2 separate regions of the Homo sapiens genome follow, and region 2 is linked to region 1. A link is a loop called in an ENCODE intact Hi-C map of the cell type or tissue named here. Cell type or tissue: pancreas. All regions are shown on one strand. Links, peaks and the distances in the headings refer to the core of each region. The heading gives the core; the rest is flanking DNA. Region 1 overlaps VARS2 (valyl-tRNA synthetase 2, mitochondrial). Region 2 has its middle 33 kb from the start of MUC22.

Region 1 (10,987 bases), core at 1,517-9,516:
CCTTGGCAGCTCACATGGAACAGGTGAGGGCTAGAGGGCAGGACTCCTGGGTCCCTGTGGCAAGAAGAGGCCAGAGAAAAGGGGTGGGACTTCATGGTCCCTGAGAGTGACAGAGACACCCCAGTCCTGAGCTTCCAAGAGGCTCTGGAGGGGCATTGCTGGGGAAGAGGAACTGTGCCGGGGAGCGTGAGCAGGAAGGTTCTGTGTCTCCGGAGGAATCAGCCCTGACTGCTGGGTCCTAAGCTGTACTTCTGGATCCGCAGGGCCGGGTATGACTTTGCAACTGAAGCTGAAGGAGTCTTTTCTGACAAATTCCTCCTATGAGTCCAGCTTCCTGGAATTGCTTGAAAAGGTAGTTCTTTGGAAGGGGAAAGATGGGGCTGTGTGTTTGTGAGTCAGTTTGGGCCTCTGCTGGGGTCTGGATGTCTCCGTGGTGGGAATGGAGAGCTCTCTTACATGGCGCCCTTTAACCCTTTGTTCCCAGCTCTGCCTCCTCCTCCATCTCCCTTCAGGGACCAGCGTCACCCTCCACCATGCAAGATCTCAACACCATGTTGTCTGCAACACATGACAGCCATTGAAGCCTGTGTCCTTCTTGGCCCGGGCTTTTGGGCCGGGGATGCAGGAGGCAGGCCCCGACCCTGTCTTTCAGCAGGCCCCCACCCTCCTGAGCGGCAATAAATAAAATTCGGTATGCTGAATTCAATAACTTGCTTGACTCTGTGGGTCCCTGAGCACAGAGCTGGCAGGAAGTGGGGGTTGGATGCTCAAGTCTCTGACTGTCCCCCTGTTGAGCAGAGGGTTCCAGGGATGGACAATGTCTCCCTCAACACCAGTGTCACAGGCCTACAAGGCATCTGGGGAGTTGTTTGGGGACACACACACCACACACATATACGCATGCATAGGAACACACACCAAATTGAGATCTTTGGAACACCTGGGAATAAAGAGAAGCAACATTTATTGAAGTCCTGCTTTTCTCCTGCATCCCTATTTCGATGCTTGCAGCAGTCTTGAATGTGGCATACTAGGTATCATTATCCTATTTTACAGATAAGGAAATTGAAGCTCAGAGAGGGCAAGTCACTCACCTGAGATCTAATAGCAGTGGAGAAGTCAGGCACTAGACAGAGGTCTTGGTTTAAGCAAGATTTTTATTTCATTTCCCTTTGCTTAAGCATTGGGGCCAGGGGCTCAAAAACCAAAGAAAGAGACATAGGCAGAACACCCCCAGGACATGGTTCCCCTGGCCCATGGATCCACACAGGTAATTGGGGTGGGAGGTGGGTGGGCACTCAGGTGAGAGATGACGGGTTCAGCTTGTGAGAGGATGCCCAGCCAGGCGCAAGTGCTGGGGAGGAGAGGCCAGGTGCAAGCTGAGCCTGTCCTGGTTAACCATGTGAGTATGAGGTGACACCAGCCCACATGTGAATTCCTGGGCATGTTTCTTATCCTCTTGGAGCCTCCATTTCTTCACTCGCAAAATGGGAACAATGATGGTACCTGCTGTAGTGTGACAGGTCCCCTACCAGGTTACTTAACGGTGTATGCCACTGCCTGAATCCTGAAGGCCAGGTGGCGAGCCAAGGTCACGGTGCCTGGCCGAGGAGCAGGTGTCCCTGAGAACCCAAACATCCCGGAGAGTATCTGGGAACCCACCAAGGAAAACAGTCCATTCGCACACACACAGTCGGCAGAGTCAGAAAATTAGCTTGAAAGCAGCTTTAGCATGGGAGGCAGCACGGATCTCTAAAGCTGTCCTGCTGCCATCCAGGAGTGCCTTGTATGTAAGTCCTAAAAAACTCATCTACTCACCAAGCTGGACTTGTCTGAGTCACTTTTTGGCCTCTCAGCTCCCTCCCAGTTTGGGGGAAGGTTTTTGTTGTTGTTGTTTTGTTTTGTTTTTACACAATTCTGAGTTTTTCTCATTATTCCTGCACCATCAGGTTGTTGTGAGGATCACACAGGGAAGCTACTTAGGGACATATCACAGCCTGTCTTATAGGTCGTCGGCAGGATGGTAGGGATTGCTGTTAGGATGGAAACCTGGTCCCAACATATAACTCCTAGTCCCCTGGGGTTCAGGGTCCTCCTTATGCTGATTTCTGAGGCAGGCACTCCTGACCACCTTCTCAAGATTATCTTGGCCAGGCGCAGTGGCTCACTCACGCCTGTAATCCCAGCACTTTGGGAGGCCAAGTCAGGTGGATCACCTGAGGTCAGGAGTTCAAGACCAGCCTGGCCAACATGGTGAAACGCCATCTCTACTAAAAACACAAAAATTAGCTGGACATGGTGGCATGTGCCTGTAGTCCCAGCTACTTCGGGGAGCTGAGGCAGAATTGCTTGAACCTGGGAAGCAGAGGCTGTAGTGAGCCAAGACCATGCACTCCAGCCTGGACTACAGAGCAAGACTCTGTCTCAAAAAAAAAAAAAAAAAAAAAAAAATTGACTTCTCACCAGCTCTCAAAACACAAACTTGCAGCTCAGACTTGAGCAGTGGGGGGTACTGATAGGATTGCTCTCTGTCCTCTGTGGTACCCACTCTGCCCCCCACACCTACACAACCCTCCATTATCTCCATATGAAATTGGAGACTGACTCCTTTGGAGACAGAAGACAACAAGAGTTCAGTATGGAGCATCACTGAAGATGAGGGGAGCATAGAAAATGGCAGGGTGGAAAAAAAACACTTAAAAAATTGGTCTACCTTCCTTCACAACTGTCCTGGGACAATTAGCCCCCAAGGAGAGGTAGCAGGGGGCTCCAAAGGAGACTAGTATTTTATGACTTGCCCCTAGCCTGCAGTAATGGGCAGGTGACGCCCATGGGGCAGCTGTGAGGATCCCCAAACAAGTTGGGGGACTGGATATCTGAATGTCCAAGAGGTTGGTAGAGCAGACAGCTAAATGCACCTCAACCTGGTTCCTAGACTTCAGGGCCTGAGATCACCAGGATGTGATTTCCAGATTATTTTTCTCAAAGAATTGTCTCCCAAGGCTCAAAACAGAGCAGTGCAGTGAAGAGTGCTTTGGGGTTCACCAGACCTGGGGGTGGCAGAGACTGCTAACTGGCCCCCCTAACAGCCATCCTCCTCCTTTTGGATAGTCATGTAGATTTCAACTCAGCATGTGGATCATTACATTTCCCAGCCTCCCTTGCAGCTAGCTGTGGCCATGTGATCACGTTCTGTCCAATAGGATGCAAGTAGAAAGGAGGTGGGCAACTTTCTGGTAGTATCCTTGAAAAGAAAGGAGCTTCCATTTCAGAGGAGGAAAAGCAAAGTTCTTGAAACAGCCTATAAGGTCTTAGATCAGTGCTTTCCAATAGAACTTTCTGTGATGATGGAAATGTTTTATAACCGTGCTGACGAACATAGTAGCCACTGGCCACATGCAACTACCAAAACACTTGAAATATGGCAAGTACGACTAAGAAACTGAACGTTTTTATTTTATTTAATGCTTTAGGTAGCCAACTGGCTACCATTTTGGACACAAGCCCCAGATTGTCCGCCTTGAGTCTTCCCTACCCCCCACCAATTCCCCACCCTCACCTCTGTTTCTCCACCTCCCACCATCCTCCCCTTCTCACTCTGCCCCACCACACTGGTCTCCAGGCTACTCCTCGAGCTGTCTGACCATGCCTCTATCTGTTTTCCTCTGGCCCTTCCCTTTGTCTGGAACGCTCTTCCTATACCTCCTACAAGCCTTTGCTTAAACCTCACCTTTACAGTGAGTTCTGCCCTGACCCACTATTTAAAAGTACAACCTGCCCCCCGCCACACAAACACATTAGAGTCCCCTTACCTTGTTCTATCCTTTTTCCCTCCCCTGCATTCATGACATTCAAACATAGTATATCGTTCACTCATTTGTATGTTATTTCTGACTGTCCTGCTAGAAGGAAAGTACTACAAGGGCACAGAATTTTGTTTCACTCACTGATGAATCTAAGTGTCCAGAATAAGGCCCAGCCCATCCATAGCAGGTGCTCAAAAAAAAAAAAAAAAAAAAAAAAAAAACACCTTGCTGAAACAGAGTAAAAAGAAAAAGAAAACTGCCCATCCCCTTCTTTCCCTCCTCCCTCTGGGTGGAAATGCAGACACGGTGATGGGAGCTGGTGCAGACCTTGGACATGAAGTTTGACAATGCATCAGAATGGCAGGAAAATAAGATTGAAGGAGGTGTGGGCTCCCATTATTGCAGATCTCTGCACTACTTATGCCCAGCAGAAGAAACATCCACCTCATCTAAGCCACCATTATATTTGAAGTTTAGTTACAGCAGCCAGAAAGAGCCTGCACCTAATTTATTGGGTTAGGTCCCAGTGGAGACTTTTCTCTGAGCACACGTCTTCATCTCCAAAATGGGGGCTGGGCGCAGTGGTTTATGCTTGTAATCCCAACACCTTGGGAGGCCAAGGCAGGTGGATTATTTGAGCCCAGAAGTTCAAGACCACCCTGGCCAACATGGCAAAACCCTATCTCTACAGAACAATTTTAAAAATTAGCAGGGCAGGGCTGGGCATGGTGGCTCATGCCTGTAATCCAAGCATTTTGGGAGGCCGAGGCAGGCAGATCACTTGAGGTCAGGAGTTCAAAACCAGCCTGGCCAACATGGTGAAACCTTGTCTCTACTAAAAATACAAAAAAAATTTAGCTGGGCGTGGTGACAGACAACTGTAATCCCAGCTACTCAAGAGGCTAAGGCAGGAGAATCACTTGTACCAGAGAGGTAGAGGTTGCAGTGAGCCAAGATCTCACCAGTGCACTCCAGCCTAGGTGACAAAGCAAGACTCCGTTTCCAAAAAAAAAAAAAAAAAAAAAAGTAGCAGGGCACAGTGGTGCACACCTGTGGTCCCAGCTACTCAGAAGTCTGAGGCAGGAGGATCACTAGAGCCCTGGAGGTTGAGGCTACAGTGAGCCATGATTATGCCACTGCACTCCAGCCTGAGCAACAGAGCGAGACCCTGTCCCAAAAATAAAGTAAAAATAAAAATCTCCAAAATGGAGCTAACACCCGCCTCATGAGGTTTTCAGTAGGATTAAATGGCATTGTACATCTAGCACCACAGAGGACCCAGCCCAGGACAGGCTACTCAGAGCTGCTGGACAGAATGTACTCTGGGCGTGGAAGGGCCAGGCCCTTGAATTCCATGGAGATGAGATGGTGTTTGGCGTGGGTAAGGTGGCTGGCTGTGCTGTGAATGTGTAACTCAGAGGCTGGGCACTCAGGTGTCAGAGCACAGAAGGTGGGGGCACACCATCTGCAGCACAGCCTGCAGCCCATCAGGTCTGGAGGAAGTCCTACTTCTCTCAGCACCTCTAGGGATACAGCCAAGGAGCGGGGAAGCTTCCATTTAGTGAGAAGTGGAGGAGAAAGAGCCTGCAAAAGCCAGGGCACTGTCAGTTAGTCCAGAAAGTAGGTAGAACCGGAACCACTGTGCCCATACCCTACCCATGACTAGAAAGTTCCTCTTCCTCCAGCGAGGACCCCTCCTCCTCTTTTCCCAGACCAAGCTCTCAGGGGACAACTCAGAAGCACAAAAGTCACCACTGGGAGCAAAGGGGACCAAAGAGCCATAAACAGACATGTTTGGGATTTCAAAAGTTTATCTCAATCTCCTCATTCCCAGACTTCCAGGTGGGAGGCAGGCCGGGCAGTAATGTGAGCATCTCAAGGACACCACAGTCACTGCGACCAAGCCAGTCTGTGTCCTCATTTACACAATGAAGGCGATGGACCACATAGTCTCTGACGTCCCACTGCACCCTGACAGCTGACAAATCTGTTTGTCCTCAAAGACAGGTCTGAGAGGGAGGAAAACTGATGGGGATGATGAGTTAGAGCTCCGGGCTCCCTGGGGCTGGAGGCTCATCCATCAGCTGCCGGAGGTGAGAGGCTGCCTTGTCCAGTTTTGACAATTCCAGCTGGAGGGAAGAAAGCTGGACGAGGAGAAAAGGAGGTGAGGATCCAGGAATGAGGCCCCTCCTGGCCCACATTCCCTCAGGGGTGGAGCCTTCTGGGGGCCTCCCTCAGCCTTACCTTTTGTTGCCTCTGAGTCCCTGCCTCCCCTTCTGATGGGGTCCTGGCTGTGAGGCTGTCAAGCTGCTTCTGCAACTTGTACCTTCGGGCGGCTAACAGAGGTAGCTGGATCTGCGGGTCCACCAGGCCCTGGGGAAGAACAGGGAGAAAAGGCTCAGACATCCGCCTGCTGCCAGGCCTCCATCCTCCATTAGAAGGTCCCTTCCCCTACTTTATAGAGCCCAGCCCCTCCCTTCCTCCCAGCATGCTTCCCAAGCCTGCCCTAACCCTCCCCATCCCCTCTGGTCACCTGCAGCTCCATGTAGACTTGAGCCGTGTCACTGAGTGGAGCCTGGGCCCAGCCGGAGGGAGCTGCTGCGCCTGGGGGTAACAGGCCCACAGCCCCACAGTAGCCCAGGGTGCCCAGGGGCTCCAAGAAGGCCTCGAAGAGGCCCTGGTCCCCAGGCTCTGAGCTCTGCAGCAGCACTGGAAAGAAAGAAACTGTCAGGGGCAAGGCCTCAGCTCCTGCCTCCCTTCCTACCCTGCACCTCCTAACGGGGGGGTTGGCCCTTCAGGCTCTGCTCTTTTCCCCACCAGCCCCCTTTTCCTGCAGGGATCCGAGCCCAGGACCCGCCTTGCCTCACCTCGGGGCCGGGCTTTGGTGAGCTGGTACGTGGCTCGGAGAGCCCTTAGCACCTGCACGACCTCTTGGACCCGGGAGAAGCGCCGCTCCAGCTCTGGCTGGCGCCAGTGCTCCTGGCAATGGGGGGGACCCAGAATTGGCAAAGGGGCTCCTGGGAGACTCAGTACCAACCCTGCTGGCTCTCTTCTCGACCCATCCACCCCATCTCCTTAGGGCAATGAGATCTGTCCTCAGCACCACAGAAAATCCACTATCTCAAGGAACATGACAAAAAGTGAGGCGTCATTTAAGAGGTTTTAGATGATCAGTGTTTGATGCCTGTTTAGTTGCTGTGATTGAAATGGCCAACCAAAAATAAATTAGAATTTAAAATGAATTAGTCAAAACTCAAAACCAAATAAGTATAAATTTAAATAGTTAAATTTTAAAATAATTTTTGGGTGAGTTCATAGCATTTATCCTTCTGAAGTTATTAAAGCTGCACTGAGATTTTGGGGACACCCTATTACTAACTTATCCAACCCTCATCACAACCATAACATATACTATTACTGTTCCTAGTTTAAACATGCGGGAAACTGAGGCTCGATCACACAGCTCAAAAATAGCAGTCTAGCAACAGAGTCCTGCTCTTGAGCACTACGCTAATACTGTCCCTCAAGACCCTAGGGTCATCGCAGCAACCCTGCAGGAACAATCCATCTTCCCCAGGGCTCCACAGTAAAGTACGAACCATTCCTGCAGATGAGCCCCCTGCAGCAAACCCCTTCAGAAGGTGCTCCCCCCCATTCACCCACAGACCCACTCCAAGGTGCTTGGGACTCACCAAGCTGCAGGCGCTGGGGTAGGGGGCAACCGAGATGCTGGGGGCAGGGGGGCAACCAGGCCTGGGGGGCAGCCTCTGCCAGAGCTCTTCAGCCAGGAAGGGCATCAGTGGGGCCAGGAGGCGGAGGCCGAGGTCAGCGCAGGAGAACAGGACCTGAGGGGGCCCCAGGGGGCGGGGCGAGTGCCACAGCACGGGCTTCACAGCCTCCTGGAGAGGAAGCCAATGGTCAGAGGACAGGTCCAGGGCCACAGCCCTCCTCCCTACAGCCACTGCTACCCGCCAGTGGGGCAGGCCATGGGTCCTGGGAGAGAGGGACAGGCAGAAGCACTTAGCACTTCTGATATGATCCACAGTCCCAGGACACACTCAGCACAAAGAAGGGGACTCCAGGACAGCAATTCTCTGCAGTACACAGGGACAGGATTTCCAGGGAAACATGTAGTTTAGGGAAAAAAATCATTGAGTTTTTTGCTTATCAACAGGGGACAGAGGTTTTTAAAAGGCTGAGCTAGGGCAGTGGTCCACAGCCAGCAGCAGCAGCACCACTTGGGACAAGAAATGAATATTCATTACACCACCCACCCCCACCCCAACCTGCTAAAGGAGCCACTCTGGGGTGGCAGTGGAGCGGGGGGGATCCACCGTCAACAAGCCCTCCAGGTGCTTTGGACGTAGGACAGCGTGAGAACCCCTGGTCTAAAGACCGCTGCTAGTCCCTCCCAGGCCTCTCTCAGCACGCAGCCTGCCCATGGGCCAAACTCAGCAACTACAGGGACTGAAAAAATTCCCCTCTGCCTTCTGACACCGACTTGTCAGACATTTCTAGAAGTCTCCCTCCTCCTCCTCTCCCCAGGTGACAGGCAGGCAACAGTGCCTGGGCTGCACTGCCAAAACCAGTCCCAGGAAGAGGGGAACTGAGACTCCCTCGTCTCCTCTCCTCTCCTAACTGAGGGGACAATTGGGAACTTATTAACTCCAGAGCTCTCTGCCTTGGAAATTTCCAGAGGAATTAGAAGCAGGCATGGGAATACCAAGCCTCCCCCAGCCTCACTCACCAGGTAGACGTCACAGAGGTTGTGAAGCCAGAAGTGGTGCAGGGCATGAGTGACGAGCGAGAGCTCTCGGGTGAGGAAGCCCCGCTCACACTCCTGGGCAGCCAGGGCAAGGCGGCTCAGGATCCAGGCATCCATCGGGGAGGAGGGAGACAGCTGCAGGCAGAGGGGGCAGGATGGCCTGACTCCCCCTCCCCTGCCTCCTTTCCTTCCAGATGCCACCTTGGCCCTCTGACACCTGACTACCCTACTCCCAAGCACCTCTGTTTTCTCTTACCTCCTCAGCAGGCTGTGGCACAAATTTCTCCCCTAAAGCATTGAGGATAAAGCGAAGAGCATTCCAGATCTTGTTGCAGAAATGTCGGCAGCTCTGGACCTCAGAGACTGACAGGTGCAAGTCGCCCGCTGGAAGGGAAGAATCGAGGTAGTCTGCATGTAGGTGGCAGCAGCACCAGAAGTCCTGCCCCTGCCCTGCCCCTGCACAGGTGCCCGCTGCCCTCTGCTCACCCCGACACCCCTCGCCCAGGCTTACCCTGAACTCCATGGGAGCAGAGTGTGAATCTCAGGGCATCTGTCCCACACTCAGGGATCCCGTGAGGAAAGTCCTTTTTCTGCAACCAGAGGAAGAAGAAGGGTGGCAGATGCCTTTGTGGCTGCAGGGCCAGGACCTGGGTTGCAGAGGAAGCCAGAGGTGGTGAGCTAGAGCTGGTGGGGGGCAGGCAGCGATGACTCACCTGTGCTGCAGCCACAATGGCCAGCTCTGCAGGGTCCAAATTTCCGCTTCTCAGCTTTTCCTGCAGCACCTGGGGATGGAAGGGGGCAATTCACGACCCAGGTCGAAGGCCCTGCCTCTATAAGGGTCACACCTGCTGGCCTCACTCCTCCCTCAGCCTGCCTTCCTCTCTCCTGCAAACCCTGCAAACCTTGTCCCTCTAGTGGGTGCTTCGTCCTCACCTGCATCTCCACCCCACTGATGATGTCTCTTGGGTCCAGCACATTCCCCAGGGACTTGCTCATCTTCCGGCCCTGCCTGTCCCGAACCATGGGATGAAGAAGCACCTGGGGGCAGGGAGGGGTCAACAGAGGGGGGTTTCCTTGGAGGTGCCTTGGGATCTCTGGCCTCCATACTTTTGGGGGTAGGGTAGGAAGTGAATTAGGAAAAAGGAATCAGCAACGTGGAAAGGACCACATTAGGGGTTAGAAGGGAGGACAAGGTTTGGGGAACACTGGAGTCACAGAAAGCGGCAGGGCACTGAAGGGCTCTTACCTTGCTGAAGGGCAGCTGCCCTGTGAGCTGGGTCCCCAACATGACCATGCGGCCCACCCAGAACAGCAGAAGGTCGCTGCCCGTTTCCAAAAGTGACAGGGGGTAGAAACGAGCAAGGTCTGGGGTCTAGGGGGAAGAGGAGCAGTAAGAGGCCCAGGCCCCAGGCCCCCCTCAAGCCTCTGTGGGGGCCCAGCCATCCCTTCCTTATCGTTTCCCCTTCACTTTCGCCCTCTCAACCCACCTCACCTCTTGGGGCCAGCCCAGGGCAGAAAAGGGGAACAGGGCAGAAGAAAACCATGTGTCTAGGACATCAGGATCTGGGAAACAGAAAAAGAATGGGGACAGTTGGAACCTTGGCTTCTAGGACCTCAGACCACTGCTGCCACCATTCTAGGCCAACCCCCACCCCCAGAGACCAGGGCTGTCCCCTTTGGCTCCATTCCCAACTTTCCTGACCCTACCTTCTGTATCTTGGGATCTGTTCCCCTCAAAGGCCCAGATGCCCAGGCCCCCGCTCCCCTGTACATCCCTCCCCAGCTCAGGCACTCACCCCTCTCCAGGGTCAGCTCTGCCCCTGGCCTCCCTGTCAGTTCCGCTGCTACCTCTCTGGCCTCAGCCTCTGACCGCCCAACCACCCAACAGTCCTCTTCTCCCTGCAAAAGTAGGAAGGGGTTGGGGAGAGTGAGGAAGAACAGCTGACAGGTGTAAATGTCACTTGGTTTTCACGTCCTCATGTGGTCTTAGAGTGGCCAGGTTCCCCCAGGGGTGAGATAAAGAAATGCCACTTCAGGGAGCCTTGATCGCGCAGAAGGTTACATGACTATGAGCATGAAGCACATGACCAGGCAGGAGCGGGACTTGGCCCTGCGGAGCTCTGACTCCTGGGCTAGGTGCTCTGTGCCACACTCGGCCCTCCGGGTGCTTCTTCCTACCCACCTGCGCATGGTCCTCTACAACCAGGTAGGCTGGAATCTGATGGCCCCACCACAGCTGCCGGGAGACACACCAGTCCCTGCCGGGAGGACATTCGTGAAGTCTTAGAATAACCAGTCAGTCCCCCCTCCCCATCTCCACAAGAGCTCCCCTTACCCTACCCTTACCCAATATGGGAAAACCAGTGCTGCCAGTTCTTCTGGTGGAAGGAGGGACTGAGCTCCAGGGCCCCCGACT
Region 2 (10,987 bases), core at 1,785-9,784, 120 kb before region 1:
TGTGGTCTTAGATTTGTCTATTTGCTTCTTTCTTTGCAGGGGCATTACAACACCATTTTTGCTGGTTTCCAGCCTCTATTTTCTACTCACTCAGCTGATTGAAGTGTTCTTATTGGGGAAAAAATTGTGTCCCACTACACCTTAAAGTGATCTGTGGGCTTTGTGCTGTTAAAGGATGAAATCTGGCCTCCTTGGAGTGGTGTTCAAAGCCACGCATTAGCCCCCAGCCCCAGCTCCCTCTGCTGTGCTCTCCAGCCCCACAGGTCTTCTGACCTTCACTGGCCGTGCCATGCCCAGTCTTGCACAAGCTGCTTGCTTGCCTGGCATTTCCTCTTCTGCTCCTCGTAAATGCCTGCTAACTCCTCAAAATCCAAATGTCACCTTCTATGTGAGTCAGCCTCTCCTCCCCTCATCAAGTTAGATGTTTCCTCCTGTGGTGCTTCCATTCATACTACTTGATGCGTTGGCCTGTAACTTATGTACCTCCCTCACCCAACTGTGACCTACAGGGTCATCCTAGCTGCCCCAGCTCCTTGAGACCTCATGCCAAGCAGGTGTCCAGTAAATATGGTGAATGAATGAATGAAAAAATGAGTGCAAAAGATGATAATTATTTTACGAAAAGGTCTGGGGGCTCTTAAAACTGAAGAGGAGATAATGGATACACTGATAAATATCTTCAAGGTATTATTTTAAAACCCTAATATAAAAATAAAAATTAAAAAATCCCAAAATAAAAAACCCGAATATACATTTTTTCTTCCTATTGAGGTAAAATTTACAAAAAGTGAAATGCACAGATCTTAAGAATTCAGTTAGTGGAGGTTTCTTGTTTTGTTTTGTTTTTTTGAGACAGGGTCTCACTCTGTTGCCCGGGTTGGAGTGCAGTGGCACCATCACGGCTCACTGCAGCCTTGACCTCCTGGGCTCAAGCAATCATCCCACCTCAGCCTCCCAAGTAGCTAGAACTACAGGTGTGCATTACTATACCCGACTAATATTTGTATGTTTTGTAGAGATGAGGTCTTGCCATGTTGCCCAGGCTGGTCTCAAACTCTTGGGCTGAAGCAATCCTTTCACCTCAGCCTCCCAAAGTGCTGGAATTACAAGCGTCAGCCACCACACCCAGCTGTTAGCTGAGTTTTGACAAGTGTATTTACCTGTGTAACCAACAGACCAGTTGATATAGAAAACATTCCTATCACCCAGAAAGTGCCCCCTTCCTAAAAACCCTCACCCTCATAGGAGATCTGATCTCTGCCACCATAGATTAGTTTTGCCTATTGTTGAATTTCATGCAAATAAATTGTACAGTAGATACTCTCTTGCATCTGTTAAAAATAGATTTTGTTGTTGTTGTTATGTTTTTTGTTTGTTTTGTTTTGGAGACAGAGTCTTTCTCTGTTGCCCACAGTGGAGTGCAGTAGCGCAATCTCTGCTCACTGCAACCTCCGCCTCCCAGGTTCAAGCAATCCTCCCACCTCAGCTTCCCGAGTAGCTGAAACTACAGGCATGTGCCACCACACCCGGCTAATTTTTGTATTTTTAGTAGAGACGGGGTTTTGCCATGTTGGCAGGGCTGGTTTTGAACTCCTGACCTCAGGCGATCCGCCCGCCTCAGCCTCCCAAAATGCTAAGATTACAGGCATCATGAGCCACCGCACCCAGCCTAAAAACAGTTTTGTTCATCATATTGTAAAATGTTCTTAGAGAAACAGCTTGGTCCTGTTAAGGCTCTCCCAAAGACCCAGGAGAATCCCAGAAGCTGAAGAGACTTAGCAGAGGGTGAAACTGATAAAGCAGAGGCGAGTGATTCACAGGGAGGAAGAATCAGTGGGGTGCGTGTGCGAGTGCGAGAGCAAGTTGCACCAGAAGCCTGGGTGGGACCAGGCCTGAGCATGGTGCTGACACTGGCATGTGTGCCCTCTGAGGCCTGGTTTTGGGGGAGCTGCTGAGGATCTAGACCGTAGCAGGGCAAGCCAGTCCTGCCCTTGCAAAAACTGGGAGCACATTCTCCCTGCCCAGGACAGTTGCTGGGCTGGGAGCCCACAGGAGAGAAAGGTGGCAACTCACACCTGCAGCCCAGAGCAGACGTGAGTGGCCAGGAAAAGTGGCCATGTCTAAGGGTGGCCCCAGTAGCAAGCTCTTTCCTACCTCACAACATGAAAACAGGATCACTTTCCTCCAGTTCATGTTCTAGGCTCACGCAGAGGCTGTTTTCCTGCCATGCAACACACGTCTGTAAAGACCAGCACCTGCCTTCCCCCATCTCTCCTGACTCCGTTCTTCCATCGACCCAGAGGCCTCGGGGAGCAGGGAAGGAGTGGGGAAGAAAATGGGACAGATGTGAGGTCTCTGGATTTCATGCTAGGATTTGAGAACTGGGAGGTCACAGCGAAAGAGTGTCCTCATGATATAGGAAACCTCTCTTCACAGCAATATACAAGCACACACCCACAGTCTGGCTGTCACATAGAGCAGATGCACTTATTTAATCATTCAGCACTAGCGATAGCCTCCTGTTTCAGGTCTGGGAGAACTAAACAGAAGGTAGGAGTGTCAGGGGCTGGAGCAGAGCTGGGAGGAGCAGCCCTGGGGGCAAGTGAGGAAAACCGAGACCGCTGGTCCTCCCCACCCTGAGGACAGTGAAGTGCCTGCCTTTAGGGACACTGTGTCTCCTCATCAGCTCCATGCCTGTGGGAGAACACTGGTCTCTAAAATCCGTTTCAGTCTCACTTGACCCATCTTGGACTCCATGATATCCTTGAGGACATGGACCAAGGTTTGGGATGTGAAGATCTTTGGTGAAGAGGTTTCTTAGGCACAGAGAGTTTCTCTAGAAAACAAAAGGATGGATGGTTCAGAGTTATGCCCCTCTTCCAGTGCTCTCCCATCCCACGTGTCCCCACTCCCCATTCGGCCTCCCCAGCCTCAGTACTCCTTTGGCCCCTTCTCTCCTCATCAATTTCCTCTGAACATGTACCAGCTTTTCTAGCCCTCTCTCTTGCTGGTTCTCACCTGCTGTCTCTGTCTTGCTTTGTCCCTCTCCTGATTTCTCATTCCCTATTAGCCACACAATGACCCTACTCTCTCTACCCTGCTTCCCTCCTCAGTTCCCTGCACTCCCTCCCTCAGAAAAAGGATTTCCCACACATCAGGCACTCATGAAATAAAAGAGCCCTGTGAAGAGAATCACAGCCATTGCAACCAAGGCCAGAGTGACTAGGATGACTTCCCACAGCCTCAGGCATCCATTAGACCTTCCCTCATTCCCTGGAGGGGCTGCACTTGTGCTGGTGACACTGGAGGTTGCGGTTGTTGTGTTAGTTCCACTGGAAGATATAGTGGACCCAGGGCAGGGGGGTTGTAGTGATTCCACTGGGAGGTGTGGTTGGTCCAGGGAGCGTGGTCACGGTGATTCTGCTGGATAATGTGGTTGATCCTGGAGGGGTGGTCATGGTGATTCCACTGGAAGGTGTGGTTGGTCCAGGGCAGTGTTCACAGTAATTTCGCTGGATGGTGTGGTTGATCCTGGAGGGGTGGTCACAGTGATTCCACTGGAAGGTGGGGTTAATCTGGGGGGATGATCGTGGTGATTTCACTGGAAGTTACAGCTGGTTAAGAAAGGGTGGCTGGTTGGCTCCACTGGAAATTTGGTTTTGTTCACCACTACCGCTACTATGAGTAATACTAGTGATAATAATAGTGGCTGTCATTTAAGAATGCTCACTATATTCCAGGCACTGTGCTAAGTGCCACATATAAATTAGTACTAAAATCCTTACAATACCTCCTTGAGATAGAAACTAATATTACCCCCATTTTATAGATAGGTAAATTGAGGTTTAGAGAAGTTAAGCAGCTAGTTCCAGGTCAGACAGTTAGTAGGTAGTGGAACAACGATTTAAATCAAGGCAGTCTGACCCCAGAGCCAGCCCCTAAAGCCCTTAACCCATGCATTATTCCATATCCCAGGTATGGGGGAGTTACAAGACCAGGGTTTACAGGGGATGGTGTTATTCTTTTAACTATTCATGATACTCTCCGACTAAAGAACGTAAGAGAAAAGTTGAAGGCCCATCAAGCTCCTCTCCAAACAGTATTGTGCCCTTCCTCTAGGGGGCAGATAATCAAGCGGAATCGGTTTGGGAGGGGACCATGATGTGCATTTTTACTACATCGGGTAATTCTTCTGAACACAAAAGTTTGGGGCTGGGCGCAGTGGCTCACACCTGTAATCCCAGCACTTTGGGAGGCCAAGACAGGAGGATCACTTGAGGCCAGGAGTCTCGACCAGCCTGGACAACATGGAGAAACCCTGTCTCTACTACACATACAAAAAAATTAGACAAGCATGGTGGTGCACACCTGTAATCCCAGCTACTCGGGAGGTTGAGGCACGAGAATCGCTTGAGCCTGGAAGGTGGAGGTTGCAATGAGCTGAGAGCACGCCACTGCACTCCAGCCTGGGCGACGGAGCAAGACTCTGTCTCAAAAAAAAAAAATAGTTTGGGAGCCACTGGTTTAAGGGACCCCAGATGGTCTTGACACATGGACTAGTAAAGAATCAGTCATGTCAGCTTGAAGAAATAAGATCTTCTGGGATTCAGGAAAGTGGCTCAGCTTTCTTGTTGGATCAGTTAGAGTTAAGGTGAGACTGAGCTTCTTTCCCTGTCATGCCTATTTTCTACCCTGTTCTGATTTTCCATCCCATTAACAACCAAGCCCTTGACCTCCCAGATCCCTATAGACCCTCTCCTCATCGATGGCCCTGTTCTCTCCCTGGATGTAGGTGCTGCCCTTCACCCTCCACATATGTTCTTGCCTTGGTGTTGTCTGGACTAACATAAGGATTGCCAATTTAGATTTGAGGGAAGAATCCCAAAACTGTGTGTCGATGCCTTAGGTTAGGGTCAGAGCCAAGAGAGAAACTAAGTGAGAAGTTGAGATGAAAAGCTGGCCTGTGGAGAGGGAATAGACTGGTTTTGTGTTGGTCAGGGGCATAAAACACAAGAGTCAAAGCCATGCTGGGGCAGATTCTAGAGAGAATTAAATCTGCGTGAGTGTGGAACAGCAATGTCTCATGAAGTGTTTAATTAGAGGCTAGATGACTGCTGTCAGAGACGCTGGAAATAGATCCCTGCCTATTACGGGTGGTCAGACACTAATTCAAGTTCTCTTCCAACTCTAATGCGCCTATATCTGGGAATGATGTATTATAGAGTAAATAGGTCCATCTTCTGGGCAGAAGAGTTGCCACTGAGAACAGAACGGAGGACAGATGCTGGGTTGCATTGGAGAGAAAGAAGCAAAATAATCATCCCTCCTGCCTTGAAGAGAATGGGGGCAACAAGGACAGAGTGTGTGTCCCAGAAGTTGTCAACACTTTCCCCAAACTCTACTCAAACTCCAAGATTATTCTCTTTTAAACAAAATCACTCACCATTTCCTAAAAGTAGAAGGAAGTGAAACAGCCAGCATGCAAGGGAAAATTGCTTTCTCTTTCTTTTGAGATAGTCTGCCTGTGTGAGGCTGGAAGGGAAGGCTCCTCCCTTAGTCCCGATGGGATTAAGCCTTAGAAGGGAAAGGCAGAAAATGAGAATCTTGAGGGTGGAGTCTCAAGGTGGAGATCTGAGGGCTGGACTACTAGGAATTCGGAACTCCAAAGAATAGGTCCTCAATCTGAAGAGAAGCACCGCTAGGGGGACCTGGGCTGCAGGGGAAGCTGGATGTCTGGTCCTTGATGTTCCTTCACAGAATGCCACCTCTTCTTTTTCTCTTTCAAAGAAGGCCTTTAGGGCGGGTACAGTGGCTCATGCCTGTAATCCCAGAACTTTGGGAGGCCAAGATAGGCAGATTACGAGGTCAGTAGTTCGAGACCAGCCTGGCCAACATAGTGAAACGCCATCACTACTAAAAATACAAAAATTAGCTTGGTGTGGTGGCACATGCCTGTAGTCCCAGTTGCTTGGGAGGCTGAGGCGGGAGAATCGCTTGAGCCCAGGAGGCAGAGGTTGCAGTGAGCTGAGACCACGCCATTGCACTCCAGCCTGGGCAACAGAGTGAGACTCCATCTCAAAAAAAAAAAAAAAAAAAAAGGAAGAAGAAGAAGGCCTTTAAAGCATCATCTGGACTGGGCAAGGCCTGGACATGTAGGCTGTTGTTCTTCCAGCTGTGAGCAGTGGCAGAATCCCCAAGCTTAGAGAGGAGGGTACAGCAGCCAGAAGGTAGGTGAGGGTGGAGGATGACTTAGTCCCATTAGGAAGGGCCTGGGGAGGAGTGGGAAGTGGAATAGTTCAAGGGCCTGGGCAACAGAGCAAGACCCTGTCTCAAAAAAACAGAAAACAGGCCGGGCACGGTGGCTCGCGCCTGTAATCCCAGCACTTTGGGAGGCTGAGGCGGGTGGATCACAAGGTCAGGAGATCGAGACCATCCTGGCTAACACAGTGAAACCCTGTCTCTACGAAAAATACAAAACAATTAGCAGGGCGTGGTGGCGGGCGCCTGTAGTCCCAGCTACTCGGGAGGCTGAGGCAGGAGAATGGCGTGAACCTGGGAAGCGGAGCTTGTAGTGAGCCGAGATCGCGCCACTGCACTCCAGCCTGGGTGACAGAGCGAGACTCAGTCTCAAACAAACAAACAGACAAACAAACAAAACAGAAAACAAAAAAACTCTCATGGAGTCTAGCCCCAGGTTTTTTTCATGACCTGCGAATGAAGGAACTGGAAGCCAATTACCCCGTTCCCATATTTGTTTTCTGCCGCTCCTTCAGTTGTCTTTGGGCTCTCTCTGTTGGCCTCAGCCAGAGTTGAAGCAAGCTTGGACTGTAAGCTCTCAGTCCCCAGGCAAACTGACAGTGTCCAAAGTGTAGGTACTTCCTTGATCATCTGGCTTGTCTGGCACACAGCACTGATGAGAAGACCTAGCTGAAGCTCCCCGGTGGAAAAGCTTCTATAAATTCTTCAAAAACAAAAGGGGAGCGCCTCTATCAAGGAGGATTAGAAGCAGGAGCATTCCTCTTTCCAGTGCCATCACTCTCCTTAGGTCCCCTGCAGCGTGTGTGCTGGTAAATGTTTAACAACTCACTTCTCGTGGTGCAAATGCACCCGCCAGAGCTGACTGCGTGTGACCAGCGTGAATCACTGTGTATAGAATGGGAAGCAATGGGCGGCACACCACCTTTTCGAGTGGTTTTATAAACATCTACTTCTTGTACTAAATCCTTTTATGCTTGAAATATCCAAAGTGGTTTCTGTTTTCATAAGTGAACTCTGACTGTTACAGTATTTGGTATAACAAGAGGTTTCAGAAAATTGACGTTCAAAGGTGGCAATCTGGGATTGGTTCCCTGACCCATTAGGCTTGAGGGCAGGGGCGACCTCATGCTAGTATAAAATGAAGTCTTTGTATTACACAGCAAAAGATAGAAAAAGTGACTTAAGTTATCACCTGTGGTGGTGCCTGGAATAAAGCAATTGTTGAAGGGAAGGGCCGGGAGCCCAGGTGGTCGCTGTGACAGATCGTGAAGCTGGGAGTGTTGACTGCCGGGACTGTGGGTGGCTGCACTGGGAGATTACAGGAAAAAAATGACCCCTCTGCTGCATCCTCAGTCAAGGCATTGCCAGCGAACACAGAGCTTTCTCTGAATATTCTAAAAGACATGCTTATCTCTCAAAGCCACAGGGACTATGTATGAAAAAACCAGACCCACAGTTTGATTCTGCAGATTGGAGAATTATATTCAACTTGCATTTATATCTTTGCCAGTCTCGTGTGTGACATTTGGAATATTTGTTAACGGAAGCCCAGAATTGGAGTGGAGACACCTGGGTAGATTTTGATGAGTCTGAAAAACTTTGAACCTCCAAATCCCGCAGAGCTTTCCTTGCCAGCAGAAGTAGCCCCTCCTCCCCTCTGTGAGGAAGTCACTTTCTCTTGCCTGAAGACCCTATAGTGACGCCCTCACAGCACTCCCTTGGCAAGGGGACACAGATTTTCCTCAGGCCCTGTATTAGTTTCTTATTGCTGCGTGACAAATTACCACAAATTCAGGCTGAAGATAGCACAAATATATTATCTTGCAGTTCTGGAGATCGGAAGTTTAAAATAGGTTTTACTGGGCTAAAGTCAAGGTGTCAGCTGGTCTGTGGTCCTTCTGGAGGCTCTAGAGAAGAATCTGTTTACTCACCTTTTCCACCGCTAGAGGCTTCCAGCACTCCTTGGTTTGTGGCCCCTTCTTCCATCTTCAAAGCTTGCATCGCAGCATCTTCAAATCTCTCTGACTCTGACTCCTGTCTCCCTCTTTTTTTTTTTTTTTTTGAGATTGAGTCTTGCCCTGTTGCCCAGGCTAGAGTGCAGTGGTGCAATCTTGGCTCACTGCAACCTCCACCTCCTGGGTTCAAGCCATTCTCCTGCCTCAGCCCCCTGAGAGGCTGGGATTACAGGCACCCACCACTACACCCGGCTACATTTTGTATTTTTAGTAGAGACAGGGTTTCATCATCTTGACCAGGCTGGTCTCGAACTCCTGACCTCGTGATCTACCCTCCTCAGCCTCCCTAAGTGCTGAGATTACAGGTGTGAGTCACTGCGCCCGGCCTCTCATCTCCCTCTTATAAGGACCTTTGTGATCACATTGGGCCCATACAGATAATCCAGGATAATCTCCCCATTACAAGATCCTTAATGCGATCATGCATGCAGAGTCCCTTTTGCCATATAAAGTAACATATTTCCAGGTTCTGGGAATTGAAACGTGGATGTTTTTGAGGGGCTGTTATTCTGCCTACCACAGGCCCTATTACAATGCCCCTCGTGGCCTCCAGCTCCATGCGTTGAGTCAGATCTAGGGGCTGAAAACAACCATAGATGACAGTGAGCAAGGAAACAGGGGCCTCAACTCTAAACACAAGGAACTGGACTCTGCCACAACCACGTGAGCTTGAAAGAGATGCCAGCCTCCAGATGAGGATGCAGCTCAACTAACACCTTCATTTTAACCTGTGAGACTGAGCAAAGGAGTCAGTCATGCTGGCCCCAGACCCGCCTCATAGAACTGTGGTCTGATAAATGGGTGTTGGTTTAAGCTGCTGCATTTGTAGTAAGTTATCACTGATAGAAAACAAATACATGGGTGAACTTATCACATGTTCTAGATTCAAAACATTAGCTCAAGTAGGTGTGAGTTGCACTAATAGTTCTCTCGGTTGCTTGAAATGTGGACTTAGTGGTGGCCTACACTAAATAAAGTTGAGATCCCAGTATTTCATTAGTATAAGCGGAAGAAAAAAATCAAAAGACTTAGGAAGAGAGTTATGTTGGAATGGATTTAATATGTGCAACTTGCTCACTCACTCTTTCATTACGTCCTCCCAGAAGGTTCCATTGAAACTGTCTTCATCAAGGCATTAGAAGGGAGAGGACCAGCATCGTTGAAAAGCTCTGTAGCAGCTCTTTGCTAAATGCAATGGTGGATGATCTGACCATTGAAATGAGCTTCCTGATTTCAGTGGGCATGGTGGAATCTTCAGGAAACAGTAGGTAGGTGGTAGGGCTTTCCCTCCAGAGACAAGACAGGCATGATTATCGATGTGGGCATCACGACCAGAGCTGTAATCAGGGCTCTTTGGCTATGGCTAATTAATCATTAATCAATTAACCACTAAAATCTTACTTGATCTATATAAGTGAAAATATCCAGGTGGTTGAACAGAGAGCTGACTTGAGTTGCCACAGACTCTCACCTAATTCCCAGGCCCGAACCTGTTCACAGACCTAGAAATGAAGGGAAGGCAGCAAGATCCACCACCACCACCAGGATGTGCCGCGAATCTTCCTCCTAGCTTTCAAAAGGAATCTCAGCCATTTATCATCGTGACAGTGCAATGGGGAAATGAAAACACCCAAACCTTTAGGGTAACATACAAGACATCATTGCGATCTACAAGTCAGGGTGGAGCTTATGGGGCTTAGAACATAAATGACGTGGCCGGGCACAGTGGTTCATGCCGGCAATCCTAGCACTTTGTGGGGCCAAGGCAGGTGGATTACTTGAGGTCAGAAGTTTGAGACCAGCCTGACCAACAAGGTAAAAACCTGGCTCTACTAAAGATACGAAAATTAGCCAGGCATGGTGGCAGGCGCCTGTAGTTCCACCTACTCGAGAGGTTGAGACAGGAGAATCGCTTGAACCCGGGAGGCGGGAGGCGGAGGTTGCAGTGAGCCAAGATCGTGCCACTATTCCAGCCTGGGCGACAGAGCAAGACTCCATCTCAAAAAAAAAAGAACATAAATAACATCTTACTCAAAGTTCATCTCTAGGCTCCGTCTGCGCATATTTCCCCACTTTCAAGTGGGAACCAAAGCAAGGCCATAAGGCTGCTTGAGACATTGCTGACTAGATCCAATGTTGCCTAAAATGTCTGTGGTACATCAGAAAGCTGTGTGGAGACACTGGGTAGCTAGTAGAAGAGCCACGGCACAGGTCCCCAGAGTTTTGGAGCAAAAGCAAGCCCTCTTCCACATCCTAGCATCTGACTTAATCTTGGGTCCTCAGCATGCGAGGGTTCATGAAACATGAGCTGCCCTTTATGAACTGGGTGTTGTCTGCACCACCACACTAGACTGGGCATACTTAGCAGTGCTCACCTCCTTGAATGGAAGTGGTGCCTGCGAATTTGGCTGAGTTAGTTCCTCAAGGCACAAGTAAGAGGCATGAGTAGGCAGCTGTAACTCCAGTGGCATCTCCAGCTACATTCCTAACCTCTCTCTCCATAATCACAGTCACATGAAGGGTTTCCTATGTCTAGTTGACTGAGAAAGGAAAGATTTGGTTTCCTCTGGTGTGTGGGTGGTTCTGCATGCTATTCTAACACCACAGAGAGCAGGCTGCTGCAGCATTACCACCCCACTCACGGCAGCCCTGCAGGACAGTGGGGAAGGAAAATTCTCCCAGTGATCCGAATTGTAAAGAATGCATCTGCTTTG

Evidence for each region. Peaks named below come from ENCODE experiments on the same cell type or tissue, not always from the same donor. Only the 100,000 strongest peaks of a DNase experiment are listed, where the experiment ranks them.
Region 2: it touches region 1 in a loop (2.2-fold over the local background); 41 of 110 quality-filtered maps call a loop at or near these places.

The regions. Positions count from the first base shown.
Region 1 is chr6:30,921,072-30,932,058 of GRCh38, reverse strand. It overlaps VARS2 (valyl-tRNA synthetase 2, mitochondrial), which reads right to left. Exons shown (of 30, transcript NM_020442.6): 16 at 10,918-10,987; 17 at 10,754-10,829; 18 at 10,368-10,470; 19 at 10,064-10,134; 20 at 9,818-9,943; 21 at 9,505-9,609; 22 at 9,285-9,353; 23 at 9,083-9,161; 24 at 8,828-8,955; 25 at 8,554-8,706; 26 at 7,499-7,705; 27 at 6,674-6,785; 28 at 6,340-6,515; 29 at 6,051-6,179; 1 more. The coding sequence ends at 5,849. It overlaps SFTA2 (surfactant associated 2), which reads left to right. Exons shown (of 3, transcript NM_205854.3): 1 at 1-23; 2 at 264-352; 3 at 485-706. The coding sequence ends at 571. Among named protein-coding and RNA genes, the nearest start is that of SFTA2, 5.6 kb to the left of the region's middle. RefSeq lists enhancers at 8,632-9,213, 8,947-10,146, 9,795-10,376. In pancreas, for the core only: no CTCF peak of the experiment used is centred there; DNase peaks (open chromatin) are centred at 5,190 and 6,706; H3K27ac peaks cover 1,489 bases.
Region 2 is chr6:31,037,635-31,048,621 of GRCh38, reverse strand. No RefSeq gene overlaps it. Among named protein-coding and RNA genes, the nearest start is that of MUC22, 33 kb to the right of the region's middle. RefSeq lists a silencer at 10,556-10,850. In pancreas, for the core only: a CTCF peak has its summit at 5,731; no DNase peak of the experiment used is centred there; H3K4me3 peaks cover 342 bases; H3K27ac peaks cover 976 bases.